Linked DNA regions of Homo sapiens: region 2 is linked to region 1. The links are chromatin contacts, found by Hi-C in ENCODE. All regions are on one chromosome and are shown on one strand. Each heading gives the region's core, a stretch centred on a gene start or an enhancer-like site at or near the end of the contact. The rest is flanking DNA. Distances are from core to core; before and after follow the strand shown.

Region 1 (3,422 bases), core at 538-3,037:
CAAGGCCATCTCTGGCCTTCCTGTCTACTCTCAACAGCTTTCTCTCCCCAGGTTCCAGGAGACCTAAGCCCCTCTGCTCCAGGACACAGCATTCTACCAGCCCCCTTCTTACCCACCGCACACAGTTGTTCCCTTCCCAGTGAGCTTCTGGTCATCCAAGAGCAGACAAACTTGTTCCCAGAGACCCAGGGGCAGATGTGTGTTGGACTTGGGTCACCCGGGGAAGGCTATTTATAAATCACCCCGATAAGCACAATCTGCCCTGCTCAGCCCAGGCCACATGGACACGCTGTGTGTCTGGTGATTCTACTGCTAAGCTAACCCTCCCAGCACCGTGACAGCAAACTGGACATTTCCTGTATCAGCCAGGCCTAAAAAGTGGGCCCTGGAAGGTGCAGGAGGCTCAGGAGCCAGCCAGCCACTGGTCCTGAAGGGTCTGGCTTACAAACTATTCTAACAGCAAGAACTTTCACTGCTTTTTTTTTTTTTTTTTTTGTATTAAATTGACCCATCTCAAGATGTGTTCTTGTAACACAGTGGTCAGCAAACTTTTTCTGTAAAGGGCCACATTGTAAGCGTTTTCAGTTTTGCAGGCCATATGGTTTCTGCTGATATAGTGTAGAAGCAGCTTTAGACAATATGCAAATGAATGAAGGTGGCTGTGTGCCAATACAACTTTATTTACAAAACCAGATGCTCAGACCACAGACCAGAGTTACCAGCCACTACTGCAAAGGGAACTCAAATGCTGGAAAACAGGACCTCATTTACTACACACATCTGTTTAATCTGCTTCCCAGGTTCCTATACTTAGGGAGCTACCTGAAAGGCCTACACAATGATTTTTCTTAAGGCTATCTAGCTTTCCACACACATTGACCACTGCCGTTCTCAATGTTCAATTCTTCTCCACCAGAAAATAAAAGAGGTAATTTTAGACTCAGTCAAGCATACCCTGTGGGAGTCTGGTGGGGGCCCTCCCAGGGTGTGTAAGAACAGGCAGCCTGTGGCGGGCTTTGTTTTGGGGACACACATGCTCGCAGAGCCCACAGGCCAGAACGTCTCAGTCACCAGTTTTTCTCTTTGTTACAGCTGGTGTGACCCTGCCTGGCCCAGCGCTGGGGGAGCTAAGAAAGCCAGCCTCCCTCAGCCCTGAATGCTGAAAACCTGGGACCATGGGGTCACCCATTTGACAGCGCAGTGGCCTGGGCACATCTGTGCACTCAGCCATGTGGGAGCAGAGATCCCTGACAGATGACACCTAAGGACAAAGTCACACATGTACACGGTTCCGGGTACGTGGTCCCCGAGGCCCATCCAGCACACCAAGAACCTTAGCCCCAACACCAATGGGCTCCCGGCACACACATACCACCCTGCACAGCACCCTGGCACCGAACTACTTCCCCAGCACAGCATCGGCCCAGCGGGAACATCCCTCCCGCCATGAACTTGAGCCTCCCTGCCCACGCTAAGGAGCCAGACAAGTGTCTGGGCTGTACCTTCCGCTCTCTGCGTGTCCAGCTGCTCAGGCCTCCTCGGGAATGGGAGAGAAACCCGGCTCTGCCCAGCAGCCAAGACTTCTTTCCTCTTTATCCAGGCTGCCCAAAGGTGATAGGAGAGTGGATTCAGGACCCAAGCCTCCTCTAGCTCACAAACCTACCCACCTGAGGAAGATCAGTGACCAGAAGCCGGCCAGACACGGGAAGTCCGCGAAGCTTACCTAAATAGAGACCCAGCCGGGGGAAACCAAATGGTGTTCTTGGTGGGGAAGAGGCAAACAGTCCGCACTGCAACACCCGCGTGGTGTCAAGTAACAGTCAGATTAAACAAACAGCCTCAGCTGCTATTTTTACTTCCAAATCAGCCACGAGTAACAGATCACTTGGGGAGTGAGAAATTGCTTGCCGCTTAGCCGGACCCTAACCACGATTCCAACTTCAATCCAGAATGATTGCTAAAGCTATTCCAGCACCTAGAGTCAAATAAAAATATCCCGAGGTGGGAAGGAAAACATTTGTTTAGGGAAACATTAAAAACAGGAGAGTGTGTGCCTTGGAGCCAGAGCCCAGAGCCCTGCTGATGTCCCGGGGCAGAAATAGCCCGTTTCATCATCGGCTCTGGACGACCGCCGCCCGCATTCCTCGAGTAAGGAGCCGTCCTCTGCTGTGCTTTTGGAGCAGAATAATCTGCAGCTAGGGGAAGGCCAGGCTGGGTCTCAGGGTGAGAGTTACAGAAGGATATGAAATAATCGGGGAAGAGGCAAGGTAAGTGTCCACTTGGTAAGCTTGGCTACAGCAAGCCCGGTTGTTTGCAAAGTCCAAGCACCAGTGGACAAGTCCCGTTCTGCCAGGCTCCCCTCTCCACCTCTGGGAAGGGCTGGCCTCCCTTCAACCCTGAGGTGGGCTCATGCCTGCCTTCCCAATGGCTGCTTTCTGTCTCAGGCTGGGGTCACCTGCTCCCCAAACTGCCCACAGATCCCCCAACTTTTTCCACTGGCTTTTCCTTGGCTTGTGCCATGCCAGCTCCCAGAGTGCCTTCCTTACTCTCCCAAGCTGGCCCTAGGATAGTCTGCTTGCTACCAGGATTTAATGCAAGAGTGGGTTTTTTTCCCCCTTTCTCTCCAAGGTTCTTTTTTATGCTTCCCTGACTGTGGCCTGAGAAAGCGGAGATGACTGGCCCCCGCTGGGTGTCCTGCTCTGTGCAGCGCTCAAAGCCTCTGCAAGTTTGCAGTGTGCTGTGTCTTTGGGTCTATTTGTAGACTGTCCCTTCTGCCCCTGTGGGCTCTTCAAGGGCAGCAACCTGTGTCCCAGCCCCAAGCTGGGGCCTGGCACCACCTCCAGCCTTGAACCGGCTGACAGCCAGGGCCACAGGGACCCAGGTCTATGTACTTTTGTCTAAACCAAGTCACAAAGAACAGCTCCTCCTTGCCCTGCAGACTAAGGTGTGAGATTCCAACCAGCAGGAGCATTCAGACCCGCCTCCTCCTGGGAGCCTCAAGACTTGCCTTTTGCCCTGAGAGCTTCAGAACCTCGCTGTGGGGATGATTACTTGCTGCTCCGCACTCAGAGATGCTTTGAGGGAGGCCCAAAGTGAACCCCTCAATTTTACCCACCCACCTCCCTACCTCCCCATTTGCCAAAACAAACGCATGCCAAAAGGTCAGACAAAAGCCATCAACTTGAGATGGGAGCCAACATTTAAAAAGTACACAGGATTTTGAGCCCTGGCTCCATTATTTCCTGGTCAGTTGACATGTCACATACTTACCCTTCCTGAGCCTCAGTTTACCCATCTCTAAAGTGGAGAGAATGCCTGTGCTCTGTGGGATTCAGGGTCAGGGGAGCTCATGTACATGAATATGCTCGTCTATTGCAAAGCTTCCCAAAATGTTAGTCATTTATTTGTTATTTTTTCCCATG
Region 2 (3,422 bases), core at 642-3,141, 62 kb before region 1:
TGGGTCACCTAACCTCTATGTGCTTCAGTCATCTACGTAATAATGGCACCAGCCTCCCGGGGCTCTTTGGAGATTAAATGAGTGGATAGCTACATGGTGCCTGGCATGGACGAAGTGCAGTAGAAAAGCCAGCTCTTGTTCCACCAAGCCTCACACATGTCAAAGGCTTGAAGACCTTTTTCAGGTGAAAACCTCACTTTCTCAAGAAGGAAATGATGGAATGGCTCTCAGCTGTGCCTGAGCCTGCAGAGGGAGTTGGGATTGCCACTCCGTTTCCTGAGCAAATTGTGTGGGCTGTAGGAGAGTTGATTTTCAGGAGGAGGCGTGTGCCCAGGCACTTGAGCTTGGAAGGGAATCTGTGGTACCCAGAGGCAGGGGTGGGCATGAAGGCTGGGGTCAGGGAGAGTGTCTTAGAGAGAGCTCTTCTAGTGGCAAGTACTGGAAAGCACTGAAGCCAGTTTATGTCAAAAAGCACTTTTAGGAGGAGGATACCAAGCGATCTCATGGAGCTCAGGATGGCTGAGACTCTAGTCCTAGGATCCCAGTGAGACAGGCACCAAGAAGCGGGGGGTTGTCAGGAACCTCCCTCGTTTTCCCCCGCAGCTTGGCCCTCTCTGCTCTCTCACAGTCATCAGCCAGGCCGGGATCATTGTGACTTTCCAGCCTCAGCCACACCCTTTGGGGACTTGAGCCAGCAGACACCTCTGGTCTCATCAGGAGTGGTCAATCATGTCCACTCTGGCCCTGCCCTGCCCGGGGGAGGGAACATGGCTCTAAGTCTCTGGGCTGGGGATCTGGGTCGATACCCAGCATATACCCCCATTACCCCCACGGGGATGGCACCAGAGGCAGAGAAGGGCACAGATGTAGAAAACCCAGTCCCTGCTGAGGCAAGTTAAACCAAAGGATGATAGGTTTCCCTGAGACAGGGACTATAAGGGCTTATATTTTTATTATTTTTAAATGATAATGCAGCTTCATTCTGGTCTCCACTCATGAACACCGTCAGCCTACTTCAGAGAATTCCACATTTGGCTGTTTTTCTCATCAAGACTTGGCCAAATACCTTCTACAGCAGCTCCAGCAAACTTGTAGGAATGGAGGGTGTGCCTGCCGCACCCAGGAAGCTCAAAGACCCTAGGGCTGTGGAACACCCAGGTGTCCCATTGGAGCCGTTCTCAGCTGCCTGCCTGTGTCCAGATCATACTCCCAATGACAACAAAGCCCTGGCCTCCAAGTTTGGACGCCCTTGGCCCCAGCACCACCAACTGCCGTCTGAGGGGGACGACATAATTAGTGCGAGACTGGCAGGTGGTTGGGGCCTGCAGTCCTCGTGGCCAAGAGCAGTGGCCCCAACCTTTCTCCCAGCCTGAGCTGTTCTGGCAGAGCCGGCCCCCCTGGCTCTCAGTCCCATAACAGGAGTCAGGGTAATGGGTTTGGATAAACCAGAATCCATCCCCCAGCCCCCAGGAAGAGCATTTTAGAAAAGGCGGCTGCCCCTGCCCAGATATGGGCTTTTCAGCTGCCTCTTTCTGAGCCACCTCAAGACAAAGCGAGGCATTTCGGTGGAAAGCAGCATTGGTTGGTGCCCTGGAAGTGCCTAGGGCCTCTCCTGCCCTGGTACCCTGGAAGCACCTAGGGCTTGTCCTGCACCCTGCCGGATGGACCAAGGAGACTGGCCTGGGAGCCCGGCCTGTGCTTAGTGCTGCTGCCTGCCATCTGCTCACCGGCCTCTTAGCTGACAACAGGGCCCCTGCCAGGCGAAGCTGCTTCTTGTCAGAGCCTGGCTGAGTTCAGGACGGGCCATTGCTCTTTAGCACACCTCTTTAGGTCCTGGGCACCACCCCCTCCCTCTTTCTGGGTGCATTATCAGACAACGCTGGAGCTGCGGCTGCCTGGCCCTGGCCTGGCTCAGCTAGGTGGCCCAGATCACAGCAACCCCTATCTTGGGACCTCTGCTGTGGCTGGGAGAGGAGGCTTGCCAGCTGTTGGAGGGCTGCCAACCCTGCCTGGGCCACACGGCAGTTGGGGGTTGAGTGGGAGAGGGCACTCATCCATCATGAGCCAGGGTCTAGGAGCAAAGGGGGGTGGTGCAAGAGGAAATTACCCAAGCTGGGGGCCCACCAGGTCAAGGGCTGCCTGGCAGCTGCCAAGGGGGCAAGGCGTTCCTTGCAGTCTCTGGTGGCCTCATTCCTCCACTCAGCAGAGAGGAGCAGCCCTTGCTGTAGCCCTGGCCCTGGAAACCCTCCTCTGAGGTGGAGTTCCCCATACATGGTAACACTCCAGCAGGGTTACTGCTGCCTGGGGCGGAGGAAGCGTCACAGGCCTGGGAATCAGAGTCCTGACATTCCTAGCTATGTGACCGTGGGCAAGCCATTTAACCTCTCTGTTCCTCATTTCTTTATCTGTATCATGGACAGAATCATCCTAACTTCGAGTACAGAGGGTTATTGTGAGGAGTCAAGGAAACGATGCATGTGAAGGCAGTTTTTGAACGACTCTCAGGAGAACAAGGTCATTGGCAGCACATGGTGCTGTCTGAAGCTGCCTCCTGCTGCATCAGTGTGGCCTGGGAAAATGCAACCTAAGAGCAGAGAGGAGGCAGTGCCAGGAAGTGAATCGCATGGACTCTCCCCAGGGCTTTTCCTGCCTCAAAGCCCCTCCCCCTCCCAAGATCTGGATGGGGCAGCGAGAGGGGGCTAAGTGATTGTGTAATGGCCACATCTGTCAGCACTGGCCAAATGGTTTTTTCAGGAGTCAGGGAGCTAATGGCCCTGCAGCCGGGACAGACTTTCTCCTAAGTGAAGCACTTTATCTACCCGGGAACTTAAGAGCAGCATGGCCTCAGGCCACAGGGACCCAGAGAACAGCTGCTCTGCTGCAGACTTGAATTAGTGCCCTCTCCCCATTGGCTTCCCTCACACCTGCTGCCAGAGGCCAGACTGCGGGTGGCAGCCTGAGTGGTGGTGGTGGGGGGGGCGGGCGATGGCAGCCCAGAGGGGGTGTCACCACACCCAGCCTTGAGTCCAGGATCCCACGCCACCCACCTAAGCAAGTCCCCTGCCCTCTCCAAGTCTCAGTTTCCTCATCTGTAAAATGGGGACAATGAGGATTAGGTGGGATGAGACAGTGAGGGGCACTGTGGCCAGCACTCAGTGAGGTTACTGCTGCAGAGGAGGGTGTGAGCTGTCCTGGACAACGGTGAGCAGCTTCAGACTGAGGGAACTGGAGAAGAATCCTCTGGGCAGAGAGAAGCCTCTATAAATGAGAGGGAGGCAGAATTCCACTGACGCTGGGGCACTGAGCGTGTTGTGCCCCTGTTTTCACCAGGAGTGCACCTGGGATGATATGAAAGTCCTGTGTACAGAAGTCTAACAAGACCTTACACATGATAAAGTGGCTTCCGTCTCCAAGGAGCTATA

What was found. A loop is a pair of places that touch in the nucleus more often than their neighbours do. Pooled maps may share reads with other maps.
Region 2: a map of GM12878 shows a loop between it and region 1 (2.3-fold over the local background). The contact joins the enhancer-like site here to the promoter of C10orf71 in region 1. A Hi-C loop is called at or near these places in 4 of 168 maps with a recorded cell type or tissue (DLD1, GM12878, Right ventricle myocardium inferior and 1 more), 3 of 37 single-sample maps with no recorded cell type and 11 of 50 pooled maps.

What each region holds. Positions count from the first base shown.
Region 1 is chr10:49,297,535-49,300,956 of GRCh38, reverse strand. It overlaps C10orf71 (chromosome 10 open reading frame 71), which reads right to left and starts at 1,787. Exons shown (of 3, transcript NM_001135196.2): 1 at 1,724-1,787. It overlaps C10orf71-AS1 (C10orf71 antisense RNA 1), which reads left to right and starts at 2,064. Exons shown (of 2, transcript NR_108038.1): 1 at 2,064-2,267.
Region 2 is chr10:49,359,225-49,362,646 of GRCh38, reverse strand. No RefSeq gene overlaps it. Among named protein-coding and RNA genes, the nearest start is that of DRGX, 35 kb to the left of the region's middle. Within about 2 kb of position 1,891, at least 6 of the 41 ENCODE cell types and tissues checked have a DNase peak (open chromatin) inside an H3K27ac peak, as active enhancers do.